2 separate regions of the Mus musculus genome follow, and region 2 is linked to region 1. Evidence: chromatin contacts called from ENCODE Hi-C or POLR2A ChIA-PET data. All regions are on one chromosome and are shown on one strand. Each heading gives the region's core, a stretch centred on a gene start or an enhancer-like site at or near the end of the contact. The rest is flanking DNA. Distances are from core to core; before and after follow the strand shown. Region 1 holds the start of Fam160b1 (family with sequence similarity 160, member B1). Region 2 holds the start of Trub1 (TruB pseudouridine (psi) synthase family member 1).

What was found. Hi-C counts contacts between places; a loop is a spot of excess contacts on that map. ChIA-PET counts read pairs that join two places held with the same protein, here RNA polymerase II (POLR2A).
Region 2: a loop to region 1 is called in a map of left cerebral cortex, with 2.6 times the contacts of the local background. The contact joins the promoter of Trub1 here to the promoter of Fam160b1 in region 1. A Hi-C loop is called at or near these places in 1 of 37 maps with a recorded cell type or tissue (left cerebral cortex). POLR2A ChIA-PET finds 5 or more read pairs at or near these places in 3 of 5 experiments (Patski and embryonic stem cell).

Annotation. Positions count from the first base shown.
Region 1 is chr19:57,355,797-57,363,333 of GRCm38, reverse strand. Fam160b1 (family with sequence similarity 160, member B1) reads right to left here and starts at 2,325. Exons shown (of 17, transcript NM_145505.4): 1 at 1,964-2,325. The coding sequence starts at 2,008. B230217O12Rik (RIKEN cDNA B230217O12 gene) reads left to right here and starts at 2,435. Exons shown (of 3, transcript NR_040316.1): 1 at 2,435-3,320.
Region 2 is chr19:57,449,329-57,455,985 of GRCm38, reverse strand. Trub1 (TruB pseudouridine (psi) synthase family member 1) reads right to left here and starts at 3,080. Exons shown (of 8, transcript NM_028115.3): 1 at 2,790-3,080. The coding sequence starts at 3,039.

The DNA.
Region 1 (7,537 bases), core at 1,076-3,575:
CAAGTCTGCAGTACCCGGAGGATTCTGTTCCTTAGTGTGCTGGGTCAGGATGTAAAAGGTTAGAGAAAAAGCCAACAAATTAAGGAGCAGGAAGACTTGTTTATAGACAAAAGCAAGCAAAACAGTCAGGGAGGTGAGTAACCGAGGAACTAATCTTGGGTTATGAAAAACATTCTTCAGCTACCAGACGATGGCTTGTTTATCATTGTCTGGGGGAGTTCTTTCCCAGGATAGCGTTGAAGGGGCGAATAAAAAAAAAAATTCTTCAAGGGATGAGGGACCAAATCTATAAGATCTTAAGTTCAGGGCCAGCCTGGACTACATGCGACCCCTCCTAAGAGCAAAGCAGAGCCAATCACATTATCAGGAGCAGTCCTTTCTCTTGGCAAAGCGTGTGGGTGGCTGTAACACAGCTTAGAAACCAGCATGGAGCAAATGAACTTGACATTTCCACAGGCCAGACATTTATTCCTGGGACTGGGTGAACATAGTGAGCTCCTCCCTCCTCACGGCAGGATGGGGAAACTGGATACTACAGAGCCAGAGGCTCACGCAGGTAATTTGATAGATGCTAATGATACACGTAATTATAAAAAAAAGAGTACCAAAACAGAAAACACAGGCCTTGGGACCAAACTGAGTCTATAAACCAAAAATCCTAGCCAGGCTTAGAGACATGCCTAGAATTTAAGTACTCCAGAGGCTAAGGTAGAAGTTCGAGGCCAGTCTGAGCAGAGCTCAATGAGTTCAAGGCCACCTTGGGGCACTGGGCAATTCTCTATCTCAAAAATAAATAAATAAATAAATAAATAAATAAAATAAAATCCAGTGGGAGTGTTTTTATCTAGAACACGGCAGGCCCCAGGGTTTCATCCATATAATTTATTCATAGTTATCTTTTAGTTATCATTATATCAAGCAATGTTGAACTTTAAAAGTTTGATGACTCTTTATAGTCTGAAGTATAATACAAAATATCAATATAAGTGTTGTTAAAAGTTTTAAAAATTATTTTACCAATGCTGTTGCACACTGACTCCATATTAAGCAAGAAAAGTAGAATTGGCATCTTAGAGTGCAGTTCTCTACCCCATGTGTCAACACTGCTCCTCAGGCAACCCCATTTCTTTCTTGTTTGATGTGCCACCAAGCGAAACCCAAATTCCACGAAGTATGTAAAAAGCAATTGTGTTAAAATTTTGTCTCCATATCTGAAACTCACAACTCTAATTTTCTTAGCTGACCCTAAAAACCACCGTGGTATTTTGTCATCTTTTTACTTTTCTTTAGAAAGTCATGTGAATTTGAAAGTGCTACTATTAGGCCATTCTCAATATGCAAAGAAAATGCCATTAAAAAAAAAAAAACACAGTAACTTTCTTCACATAGGATGATACTCAGTCCAAAATTAGCTAGTAAAATAAAGCAAAGGGTCGCGTTTAGCACCGACAAGAAAAGCATTCTCTTCCTAGGTTTTTGGGTGCTGTACGTTTGGCGGTTTGAGTTCTGTCCCCCCGGTGCTGTTTAGGACCAGGCTCACAGTACAGCGGTTGCAGGCTGCGCCAAGAGCCTCCAGGAAGCGCATTACAGACAAGAAAAGGGAAACAGATGGTGTGAGCTGGGCGATCGCGGACCCGCAAACTCCCGCAGATCGATCACCGAGGTCCGGCCGAGGTGGGCCGCTGGGCCCGAGCTGGCAGAGCCGGTACCGGTGTGGACCGGGCCCCAGGGTCCCCGCCGCTCCTCTCTCACCCGTACCAAAGCAAAAGCAAGCCCTGCCCACCAGCACCGCCGTTCTTTTGTCTTGCGCGGCGCTGGCCACGTAGCCCCGGAGGTTAACGGCCAGGAGGCCTCGGGAGCCGCCCGGTCCCCGGCTGGAGAGCAGAGGCCCCGGGGGTGCCCAGGCCTCGCCGCAGCCTCCCTCCCCGCGCCTCGCAGCCCCCCGCACCCCAATCGGACTCACCGCCTCCACGGCATGCTGCAGGATGGACGTAAGCTTGGAGAACATCCTGTCCCGGGACTGCAGCAGCTTCTCCCGGGACGACCTGGAGAGCTCCTCGATGCGCCGCCGCCGCCCCTGCTGCGGCTGCCCGGGCCGCTCCAGAGTGAAGGCCGGTGCGGGCGGGCCCGGGCGGGGAGCGGAGGGCGGAGGCCGGGCGGGAGGCGCGGCGGCTCTGATCGGAGGACGCGGGGCCGCGGCGGGCGGCTCCGAGGTCGTTCGGCTGCAATCGGGGCACCGCGGAGCTCAGCGGCGGCGACGCGGACACGGTGGCAGGAGCTCGGGCTCTTCCGGCTGCCGTGCCCGCCGCGGCCTGCAGGGGACGCTGATGCGGCCCGGGGAAGCCCAGGTCTCCGCTGCCGGCGTCGCTGGACGCGGGGCGGGGCGCGCAGAGGCCAGGGCGGGGAGGGCGGGGCCAGCAGGGAGGGCGGGGCCGACTTGAGGGCGGGGCCGATGGGGAGAGCAGGGCGGGCGGGGTCGGCGGGGCGCTGAAAGGCTGAGGCCAGGAGGGAGGGCGGGCCTGGCGTGGCGCACCCGGCGGTGCTGGCACTCGTCTCTCGGTGACCAGAGAGCAGTGTGAGGATTTGGCAGCGACGTGTTGACGCTGCGCTTGCGTACCATACGTAGGGCAAGACTGGAAGGCCGCTGGGAAAATACCAGCATCCCGAACGCAAAAAACGGACAGCGGGTCCACGTGCTAGGGATTCGACCGCATCCAATGCAGGTGGGAAGATCCCGCTAGACTAAAATAGCTTATCCTTATCAAAACCCGGAAATGCCAAATGGACACGTGGGATGAGGGTTCGGTTAAATAACGCAGGATGGTGGCCTACAAGGTTTCAGTGTGTTTCTGGAAAAGGAAATAATATTCAGGATGCCTAACACCGATGAGTGAAGCCTCAAGTTAATGAGCCCTGGGCTGGAGGCTTCCTAAAACACTATGCAAATGTGTATTAAACAAGGCGTAGAGGAAACACTGACCATTTTAAGATGGTTGATGCAACTTCTGAAAATCTGAAGAACTTTGTTTCAAGCTGGTATTAGCATTTCACGAAAAGGATCGGGGAGTTCTGCATTAGGGTGAAGTAGATTTCTCATTAACATGGATGAAAAATACCTATTGATAGTATAATTCGTTGAGCAGAGGGCAGAAGAGGGCGCCGCAACTCTGAGCAGGGTTGAGAAGCCTGTTTGGATCCAGCTCTGCCATTCTGGGCCGTGAGGTTACCAATGTAGCAGTGAAGAAAGCCGGGGATCACAGGCTCTCCTCCTTGTTATAACATTAGTAACAACACAAGAGGAGAGGAAACCAAGAGAGAAGGTAAGGGGAGACTCGAGTCTTTCTCATGCTTTGGTTGTTTGCTTCTGCTATGCTCAAAAGCAGGTAAGCATAGCCTTGCTTTCTGTAAACTAAAACGCTGGCAACATCCTCTGTTATTTGTTGGACATTGAGCTGTGTTCCTTGCCACGTTCAAGGTCCTTGTTCCTGCTCCATCCTAGAGCACACAATGTTTGTTGTTATTATTCATACTACTTATGAGGTTTGGTCAGTTTATCAACCATAATAATTTTCCTGGCTAATTACATGGCAGTTTGTATTTTCACAATGTCCTGCAGCCACAACTTGTGTAGGGAGTGATGTTTAGGCGGGCTACAAGTTGTGTGTGATGGATATTTAACTTTGCATACTTATTATAAGCACAATAAAATATATGTTTGGCTATGGGTTAATATCAATACTCAATGATTTATCTGCCTGGTCCCTAATTTCTAAGACGCACAAGTTAGCTAGAACTGTAACTGAGCCAGTAGGTAGATTTCCTACTCCCGTTCCGAATGCTGGGAGAGGCACTAATGTAAAGCCAGTAGGTAGATTTCCTACTCCCGTTCCGAATGCTGGAGGAGGCACTAATGTATAGCCAGTAGATAGATTTCCTACTCCCGTTCCGAATGCTGGAGGAGGCACTAATGTATAGCCTGCCTAGTGCTTGGATGCAGTTGTTGATGCAGTTGGACTCACCTCAACCACTGCTTTGAGGAAACCCAAGAGGAGGCTCCCTTTACCCTTGAAAACACCCTAGGTGCCTGAAGTACCTCAATTGGAACCTCCTGTATTTATTCTATTAAGCCCATAATAAATTTAGTTCTTTATAAAAACGGGACTGGAGTATTGTTTTGTGGCTAAGAACGTTTGCCGCTCTTCCAAGGTACCAAGTTCAGTTCCCGGCACCTGTGCCCGGTGGCTCACAACCTCCTGCAACTCCAGTTGGTTCCAGAGGGACCAACACCCTCGTCTGACTTTTGTGGGCATGTGCACACGTGTGAACTTGGAAGAAGCGTACACACATCCAAACACAGGGAGACTGGAGAACTGACACCCAAGTGGGCAGGAGCCAAGAAAAACGGGAACGGCTAGATGATACATATTTTCAGCGTTTGACGGTTTCTGGTGCAGTAGAAGGATGTGGGGGGAAAAAAATGTAGCACCGTTCCCCTCACAAGGCCTGATGAACTGAGAGTAAACGAATTCTGCCTCTATAAACCCCAAGAACACATTGGTCAGGAGAAGAGATGGCAGCAGAGCTAGAAGGGCAGCTGAGGGGTTAATGTGATGCACCAGTGAAGAAAGGCAGGGATGAAAAAAAGGTATCAATTCCAAGAACTTGTCCCGAGTTAGAGACCGAAAGCGTGGTTTGAAACGTTCCTTGTGGACTGCTGTTTGAGCACTTGGTTCCACCTGGTGGCGCTGTTCGGGGACGTTGTAGAACCTTTAGGAGCTGGAGGCTTGCTGGAGAAGAGCATGCTGGGAGCCTGGCTTGGAGGGCTATTGTTTGGCCCCACTTCCGGTTCCCCTTGGATCACTCAGCTTCCTGACTGCTAGGCTGGCCCCAGCCCCTGCTGCTATGCCTTCCCGCCTCGGTGGACTGTGTAGTCTCTGGAATCATAAGCAAAAGTAAACAAACCCCTTTTCCCCAAGTTAAGTTGCTTCCAGCTGTGGTTTTGTCGCGTTGACTGAAGGCAACCAGAAGAACGGGTACCTGAGCAAATGGCACAGCCAGGTTCCAGGGCAGGTGAAGTCTGTTCGGGATCTGGGGGGTCCTCCCTGCTCGGGGGGGGGGGGGGCTCACTGCGCTTCTGCAGACCTGGCATAAGATCTACTTAACTCAGGAGAGGCTAGAAATACCATATTAGGAGCATGGAGAGAAAAGAATGAAGTCCAAAGAGACTGTGAGACAGACACAGCCCTCACCCTCCTTGTCTCCTAGAGCAGGCATATCAGCCTGACCCTGCCAGATGGAAGTAGGAGAGGATAGGTTTCCTGTGGAGAATCTGAAAAGACCTGAAGAGATCCTGACAGGGAACCAATTGCAGAGCTCCTGAGCTCTTGCGACACATGCACAGGGTGCTCCCTCAGCCTCTGATCCTAAATGGATCAGATACCACGGGGCCATCAGAAATGTGAGGAATGGTTTCATCAGAAGAGATGAAGTTGTTTTTCGAACGGATGGAGACTGAGACCCAAGGAAAAGCACTGTCACTGCTGTTCTCCAAGGATAAAAGATGATACTTCATCAATAGCGAGAGTGAGCTGCTATTTCTAAAACAGCATCAGAGAGCAAAGAAGCAAGAGTAAGACACAAAGTTGAAAATTAGTATAAGATGGAAACATTTTCCACTCTGTTTGCTAAAGACCAGAGAAAAGCCAGGTGTGGTGGTATACATCTATGATCCCGAAGCTCTCGAGTCAGGAGTTCAAAGCCAGCTGGGGCTGCATCCAGCATTCCAGACCAGTCTGGGCTACCCAAGGCCCCATCTGTCCTAGATAGGCTTTCTGTTGCAGTGATAAAACACTTGCTGAAACCAGCTTGGGGAGGGAGTGGTTTGTTGTAGCTTGTAACTCTCAGAGAAGATGGCCAGCAGGGGGTGGGGGGATTATGTTGATGAATGGAATATGTATGTGTTTGAGCAGATTTTCTAGAGAACAGGGACGTTTGGTAATGGTGGTTGTGGCGGTTGCAGGGAGAAGATTGTTAACACCAAGAGTGAACATGCAGTGTAGGAGCCGGCAGTCGACCTATGTGGTGCAAACATGGCATTTTCAAAGCCTTTACACGTGTACCGTGTGTGCTAGTTCATTTACGGCAACCAACAGCATTATCATATTGGAAAGGTGAAAGGATCCTTAGGTGGTGAGATGGTGTGTGTGTGTGTGTGTGAGGGGGGCTCTAATTCTTCATCATCTCAGGGGGGACACAGCAATTGCTGAAGAGATGGGTTGTGGGTGCTGAAGATCACATTATTGCTCTTGCGGAGAACCCAGGTTTGGTTCTCAACAGCCACGCGGTCGTTTACAATAAAACCTGTAGCTCCCAGCACAGGATAACTGATGCCTTCTGGACTCTGCTAGCACCTGCAGAGATGTGTGCATATGCATGCACACACACATACACACACACACACACACACACATACACACATATACACACACACACATACATATACACACACACATACACACATACACACACATACATATACACACACATACACACACACATATACACACACACATACACACACACACACATACATACACACACACACATGCACAACGTAATAAAATAAGGGCTGGAGGAAAGTCCCGGAAGAGTACTGGTTGCTCTGCCAGAGGACCCAGGTTTACCCTCAGCACCCACACAGTGGCTCACAACTGTAACTCTCTTTCCAGAAGATCTGGCCTCCTCGGGCACCAGGCCAGCACATGGTACAAAGGCACACGTGTAGGTAAAACATTTGTACACCTAAAAGTAAATAAATTGCTTAAAAGCCTATTCTTCAAGAAAGGAAGTAAATACTGAAAGCATCCTCTCCCGGTGTTGAAAGATGGTGCCGCCGTGAAACAGGAAACAGGGAGTTTGAAGGAAGGACCTTGCCTCTCACAGCAAGCCTTGTAAAAGCTCTGGGCTGAACTGCATGCTGACACGATGCAGAATTGGTTTGGCAAGGGAGGAAACGGGAAGCAGGGAACCATTCTTAATGCTTCTTACAAAGGTTCAGGGGGATGGCAGCCCATGAGGGCTAGTAGCCTGTCAGGTAGGAGGGGCATGGTGGACTTGAAAACCAAGGTAAGGTTACAGGAAACATGAATGAGGAGAAGCTAAACACTGCGAAGTTTCTGGCTTGGATGAGGTCAGCCATCCACGTGAAGTCCCATCACTGAGCAGAGGGGATGAGAATCCATGAGCTCTAAGCCAATGAGAGACCCTGCCTATAAAACCAGAGCCGGGAGCTCCTGAGAGTGACCTCCGACCTTCGTGTGCACACACATGCTCACTCGCACCACCCAGGAGCAATGCATATGCACGGGAGGAAAACTGGGAGGGAGTCAAAGAAGTGCTGCAAATATTTTTTTCTGTGAAGTCCCAGTGATGCCAGTTACCAGGTGACTGCGGAAGCTGCCACCGCCTCCGCCACCGCCACCACCACCACCGGGGTGCTGCTGCAACCACTGGAACCTGGTTTTGTTTTGTTTTGTTT
Region 2 (6,657 bases), core at 1,831-4,330, 92 kb before region 1:
GCTATGCCTCCTGGCTGAGCGAATCAGTGGTTGTCAAACCTGGATAGAACAGAATGCTATCTTTTAGAATCTTGCAGGGCGATTCTGACAGGTGCTTAGCCTGGGACTGGGAAAGCTCAATTAGCTAGTATGAATACGGAATCAACCAAACACAGGCACTGGGGAAGCCTGAGTTCGCTACTAGGGAATACGGAATTACCCAATCGCAGGCACTGGGGAAACTCTCTTAGCTAATATGAATACGGAATCGACCAATCACAGGCACTGGGGAAGCCTGAGTTCGCTAATAGGGAATACGGAATTACCCAATCGCAGGCACTGGGGAAACTCGCTTAGCTAATATGAATACGGAATCGACCAATCACAGGCATTGGGGAAGCTCGCTTAGCTAATATGAATACAGAATCGACCAATCACAGGCACTGGGGAAGCCTGAGTTCGCTAATAGGGAATACGGAATTACCCAGTCACAGGCACTGGGGAAACTCGCTTAGCTAATATGAATACGGAATTGACCAATCACAGACACTTCCCCAGTGGGAAGCTCGCTTAGCTAATATGAATACAGAATCGACCAATCACAGGCACTGGGGAAGTCTGAGTTCGCTAATAGGGAATACGGAATCACCCAATCACAGGCACTGGGCTAGGAAGCTCGCTTAGCTAATATGAATACGGAATCACAGGCACTGTTAGGAGAGGAAGACTTCAGCATATCAGTGGGTGCTCTGCAGAAACCAGCCTAGTGACAGCCTTGAAGCAATCAGTCCCAACAAAGTGCAACCAAGAAACTTCAGCGTTTTGATGCTATGAAAAGCTTCTTTAAGAACCGTAATCTTTGGTACAAAAAGCCAGTTTACTAACAAATCAGGACAAACGAAAGCAACATATCTGTGAAAGAAAAAAACAACAAACAAACAAATACCCCATCACAATGATTCCTTTTGATGCAAGTCCTCAGTTCAATGTCCCCTAAAATCCGATGCGCTAGTGTCATTAACGCTGTAATAAAATACCCTCAAAAGGTAACTCACGAGAGTCTATTTTAGCTCAGAATTCCAGCTTACTCTCTACCACATCCACAGTCAGGATGAGATGAGAACGAAGGCTCACACACTTGTGTCCAGCTCCAGTTCTCACACAGTTCAAATGCCCTGTCTAGGGGAGGGTGCCACCCACAGCAGGCCGCGTCTTCCTCTCTCAATGAGCTTAATTAAAACAATCCCTCACAGACATGGCCACAAGCCAACCCAATATAGATGTTCCCTATCCCTTACTGAAACTGGGAATTCTAGATGATATTGGGGTGGCAATCAAAGTTAGCCACCACACTTAACGATGAGCACAAATGAGCAAGTATAACACCATTGTTTAGCATCCGGAAGAATGTGTGTATCTGTTCAATAAACATTTAAATTAGCAAAGTTTTTATCAGAATAGTTTGGCTCCTGGCTAAAAGAGAAAATTTAAATCAGAATGGAGGTGCCCATCTGTAAGTCTCACATTCAGGAGCTCAGGCAGGAGGATCACTGAGTTGAGCTCAAGGCAAACCTATCTCAAAACAAACAAACAAAACTAGATTAAGTCTTCCAGGTGACACTGAGCACTGTGAGAGGTTTCTCTGTACCTGTAACAAGACAAGCTAAGCTGAAGCTCTGGAGAATCTGGAACTGCAGAGATCACAAGACTGTAAGCCGACTTAAGGGAAGAGGCGGCCACTGTTCATCCTATGTCCCTATAGGATTCCACAGATGCAGCTTAACATGAGAATCCAGTAAAAGAAAGGCTCCGTGGGGACTGTTCACAGGGTAAAGTGCTCGCCAAGCAATAGTGAGGACCAGAGCTTGGATCTCCAGCACCCCTATAAACACGAGGGTGACACTGAATGCTACCCTGATTCCTAGCCAGTTGTCCCTAAAACAAGCTGAGTAGGCAGACTTGCCTAATTGGCAGGATCTAGGTTCAAGTGAGGTACTCTGGCTCAATACACAAGATGGAAAGCCATGTCTGAAGATGGCCAACATCACCTCTCACCTACAAACACACACTCACACTGCATACACATTCACACGCAAAACAAAACTAAAGGGTTTTGGCTTTTTAATGCTCCTGTTATAAATGATCAAGAGGAAGAATGGTTAGAAAAATGGCCATCTTCTATTTTAATGTTCCTCAAAAAATACTACATTAAAAAAAGAAGAAGAAAGAAAGCACAATCTGAAGCAATAGAGCACAATTTCCAAAATAATCCCAGATCTTCAGACTTTCAGGGTCTGCAAGTGTGGGGATCAGGAACCTGCATTTGTATAGAAGACGAATCACCGTGCCCACTAAAAGGTGAAAGTGGTGTCCTTTCTAAATCCTAGCTAACTCAGCCTATGTGCTTTTCAAATAAACTTTTAAGTTTGCAACTTAGGGGTAGAGAGCCTGCATTTCCTCTGGTGGTACTCATTCGCAAGAGTTAAACAAAAACCCTGGGAGGGATCAAACTACAGAAAACTGGGCTGCAGCCACCAGGGTGAAAACCTGTATATGCAGACTGGTCCCCCAACTCTACACGTACTTCCCGTGAGAAGCTCAAAGGGCCACTGTTGAAAGAGTGTGCACTTGGGTAAGTCCAAGCCTAAGATGCCCTGGGTTTTCGTCCAGAGTTAATTCGGTGGTCACTCTTTCTATCTTGAGCCACAGACGCACAAAGTAAGTCAGTAAGTAAAAGAAGAAAGACTAGAGATAAAAATCCCAGTGTGGTGGAGAACTCCTCAGCCTGGTCCCTACCCGGGCGGCAGTACCTGCCAGCAGCTTCTCCTTCAGCCGGTTCAGCAGCTCGGCTGAAGTGGGCCCTTTGGGCTTGTGCACGGCGAACACGCCGCTCAGCGACATGAGCTTAGCAGCCAGGGCGGCCTTGGAGGCCGGGGCTTGCGATTCAGTCCTGGCCGCTTCCGCCACCGATGCTGCTACAGAGGCCTCGGCTGTTCCTGAAGTGTCAGGAGCTGTGTCCACAATCAGAGGTGAAACCACCTCTGCCTCTGCAGCTGCCATGCTTTCACGGCCTGGGCCAAGAGGCGAGCAGAGATGACACCGATGTGTTGCAAGGCCTTCTGGGAATTGTAGTCCATAGGCTCGGTATAGGCCAATGGCTTGCTCTGGCATCTCGGAGTTCTGCTGGAACCTTTAATATCTCTGTTACCAAATGCTCTTAGTCGTGAAGAGGTACATTGGAGTTGCCGCTGTAAACTATCCAACGCAAACACCTAATTTGTGTATTTGAGGTAGAGTCACTTCCTTTCTGTACCGCCCCCCCATAACCTGCATGTGTGTGTGTGTGTGTGTGTGTGTGTATGAATTTTGAATTTTTGACTGCAGTTTTTGACAGTTCTAAAAAAAATGTTAATGTTCTTTTGGAGTTTCTATTCCTTTATAGGAATCAAAAACTATATATGGTTGATCCATTCGTGGTGGTGCATGAAGGGCTCTCTAACAGGCATGGCAAACATGGCACCAACAGGCTTTACTCTTCTTCCCCTTTTCCTTCTCCCCTGCTAAACTGTAGGTTACATTCCTAAAGCTAGCCCCAAGGTCCATTCAGTTATTTGGCCACTGTCTCATTCCTGAGACAAAACATCAAGGACCAACAATCAAAATTCATTGTTTGACTAATGTGTCCGATCAGGATTTACCAACTCACTCTAGCATAAATTCCCCCTAGCCCCCTACAGTGAATGCCTTTAATCCCAGCATTTAGAAGTCAGAGGCAGGTGGATTTCTGTGAGTTCCGGGCCACCCAGGGTAACATACTGAGACCTTATCTCAACAAACAAACAAGTAAAACCCAAAACAACAAAAACGCCTATGGTTTAAATTAATATTTAAACTCTTTGCAGACCTCGCATTAGGCTGTCCCTCTAAGAGAGGAAAAAAAAATCCTTTTACTTCTTCCCCAAATGCATTAAATGGAAGTGTGGTTATTATGGGATAGCCACTTTGTCTTCTTTGTTTCCCCACATTGCCTTACAGCCATTCTTTCTCATAGTGCTCTGCCAGGCTAACATTCTTCCCTAATGATGCCTCATTGCCTAATGATCCCAGTCAGGGGATGCCAGTTACACGTCTACCATTCACGCAACAAATGTATGTCAGAGGAATCATTACAGATAGAGTATTCTGGGCATTAGAAAAATCAAGCTCTAATTTCCTAAAGTAGCCAACATCTTACACATTGGACAAGCCTTTAACTCACAGGTCATTTTATTTAATATTATATTTCAGACTGACTAAGACAGTCTGCCATCTCTCCTTCCCTCTCCCCCACCCCCACCATATCTCTTTTCTGCTACCCTCTAATCTATGTTCTCTGTTCTCTAACTGTGTGGTGATTTGGATAGGAATGGTCCCCACAGCCTCATAGATTTGAATGCTTTTTCATTAAGGGAGTGGTGCTACTTGACAAAGATTAGGAGCTATGGCCTTGTTGGACTAAGTGTGTCACTGGGGTGGGTTTGGAGGGGTTTCAAATGCTCAAGCCAGTCTCCTAGTCTTTCTCCCTCCTCTCCCTCTTCCCCTCCCCCTCTCCTCCTCTTCCCCTCTTCCTCTTCCTCTCCCCCTCTCCCTCCCTCTCCCTCTCTCCCCTCCTCCTCTTCCCCTCTCCCTCATCTCTCTCCTCTCCTCTCCTCTCCTCTCCTCTCCTCTCCTCTCCTCTCCCTTTCCCTCACTCTCCCTCTCCCCCTCCCCCTCTTCTCCTCTTCTCCTCTTCTCCTCTCCTCTCCTCTCCTCTCCTCTCCTCTCCCTTTCCCTCACTCTCCCCCTCACTCTCTCCCTCACTCTCTCCCTCACTTCCTCCCTCCCTCCCGCCTGCTAATCTGGATGTAGACTCTCAGCTCTTTCTCCAGCACCATATCTGCCTGCATGCAGCTATACTTCCCACCATGATGATAATGGACTAAACCTCTGAACTGTAAACTAGCCCCAATGAAATGTTTTCTTTACAAGAGTTGCTGTGGTCATGGTATCTCTTCAGAGCAACAAAGCACTGATTAAGACAGTCTGCTTCTAATAAAGCATTTCACATTGTTGGCTTAAACTTTCTATTTTGACCCAGTCTCCAAAACCCTCTGGATGAAGTGACCCACTTGTAGAACATAGCACCTCCTTTCCCTCTCTCTTGACAACACTTTCCTATCTCCATGGAAGCTCATGTTCCTGCTTAATTTTTTTCCATGGCACCGCCTCAACTGACATATTACATACTTTACTAATTTTGTTAATGTCTGACCTCCTTTGTTACAATATAAGCTTCATGAGTACAAGAATCCTTTGTTAATTTCAGCCTCCAGGGCCTGGGATAGCATCAGATACAGTGCTCGATCAACGTTTTGAACACAAATGTATCTGACAGCTCCCATAGAAACCTCTGCAAAGGGAGAGTAGGGACAATCTCCCTGAGAGTGGAAGTCTAGCATGTAAAAAAATAGATATGTGTTACAAATGTAGCTTGCCATACATGTGTTCAAATGCCTTTATCTCTTTTAACATGTGTGGAGCTTAGGGGAAAAAAAAACTACCTGTGTCATCTAAGAAGGCTCTTTCTACTGGATGTGGTGACACACTTTTAATCCCTGTACTCAAGAGAGGCAAAGGAAGTTAGTTCTTTGTGGATACAGGCTAGCCTGGTCTACAAAGGGAGTTCCAAGGCAGTCGGGATATACAATGAGGCGTTGTGTAGTGGTCTGGATGAGATGTCTCCCACAGGTTCAGATTTTTGAATACATGGTCTCTAGTTGGTGGCTGTTTGGGTAGGCTTCAGAAGTGTGGCCTTGCTGGAGGAGGCATGTCACTAGGGACAAGCTCTGAGATGAAAAGCCTTGCATAATTCTCAGACTTCACTCTGCCTTCTGCTTGTGGTTCAAGAGCCTAGCTCTGACTCCCTGGTCCAGCCTGCTGCTTGCCCCTAGCTTCCCATACCTTTCTAAGGTATAAATATGTGTAAGAGTTTTACTTTGATTGCACATTCCTTTTGTGATTAGGAAAACAACTGCAGCGAATAAAACTTAAAATTAAGCAAGGAATGTTTTTCTTTTAAAAAGAAAAGACCCGTGACAAAAGACTGATCTTAAAAGCATCGTAGACATGTAGGAGTAAGGCCAAAAAAAAACCTGATGCCCAGTGACCCAGGAATGGGAAGAGATCCCAGGGATGGACGTTCAATGAAAACAAAAGGAACTTTTAAAAATATGGAGAAAGAGAGAGTTGTACCATGTATGATAAAGACGAGGGGTTGGGCAAAGATAAAGATGGAAGACAACATATTTTCTCCATCAGGAAAAGTTTAGGGTAGAAATGGGAAGAGCAAGAGAGAGAAATGTCCTAGGAGCTGAAAAGATGGAATGAGACTCCATGCTCAAATAAGATTAGTGCTCCTGGGGCTGGTGAGATGGCTCAGCAGGTAAGAGCACCCGACTGCTCTTCCAAAGGTCCAGAGTTCAAATCCCAGCAACCATATGGTGGCTCACAACCATCCATAACAAGATCTGACTCCCTCTTCTGGTGTGTCTGAAGACAGCTACAGAGTACTTACACATAATAAATAAATAAATCTTTAAAAAAAAAAAAAGATTAGTGCTCCTGATCTAGAGGTAGATAGATAGATAGATAGATAGATAT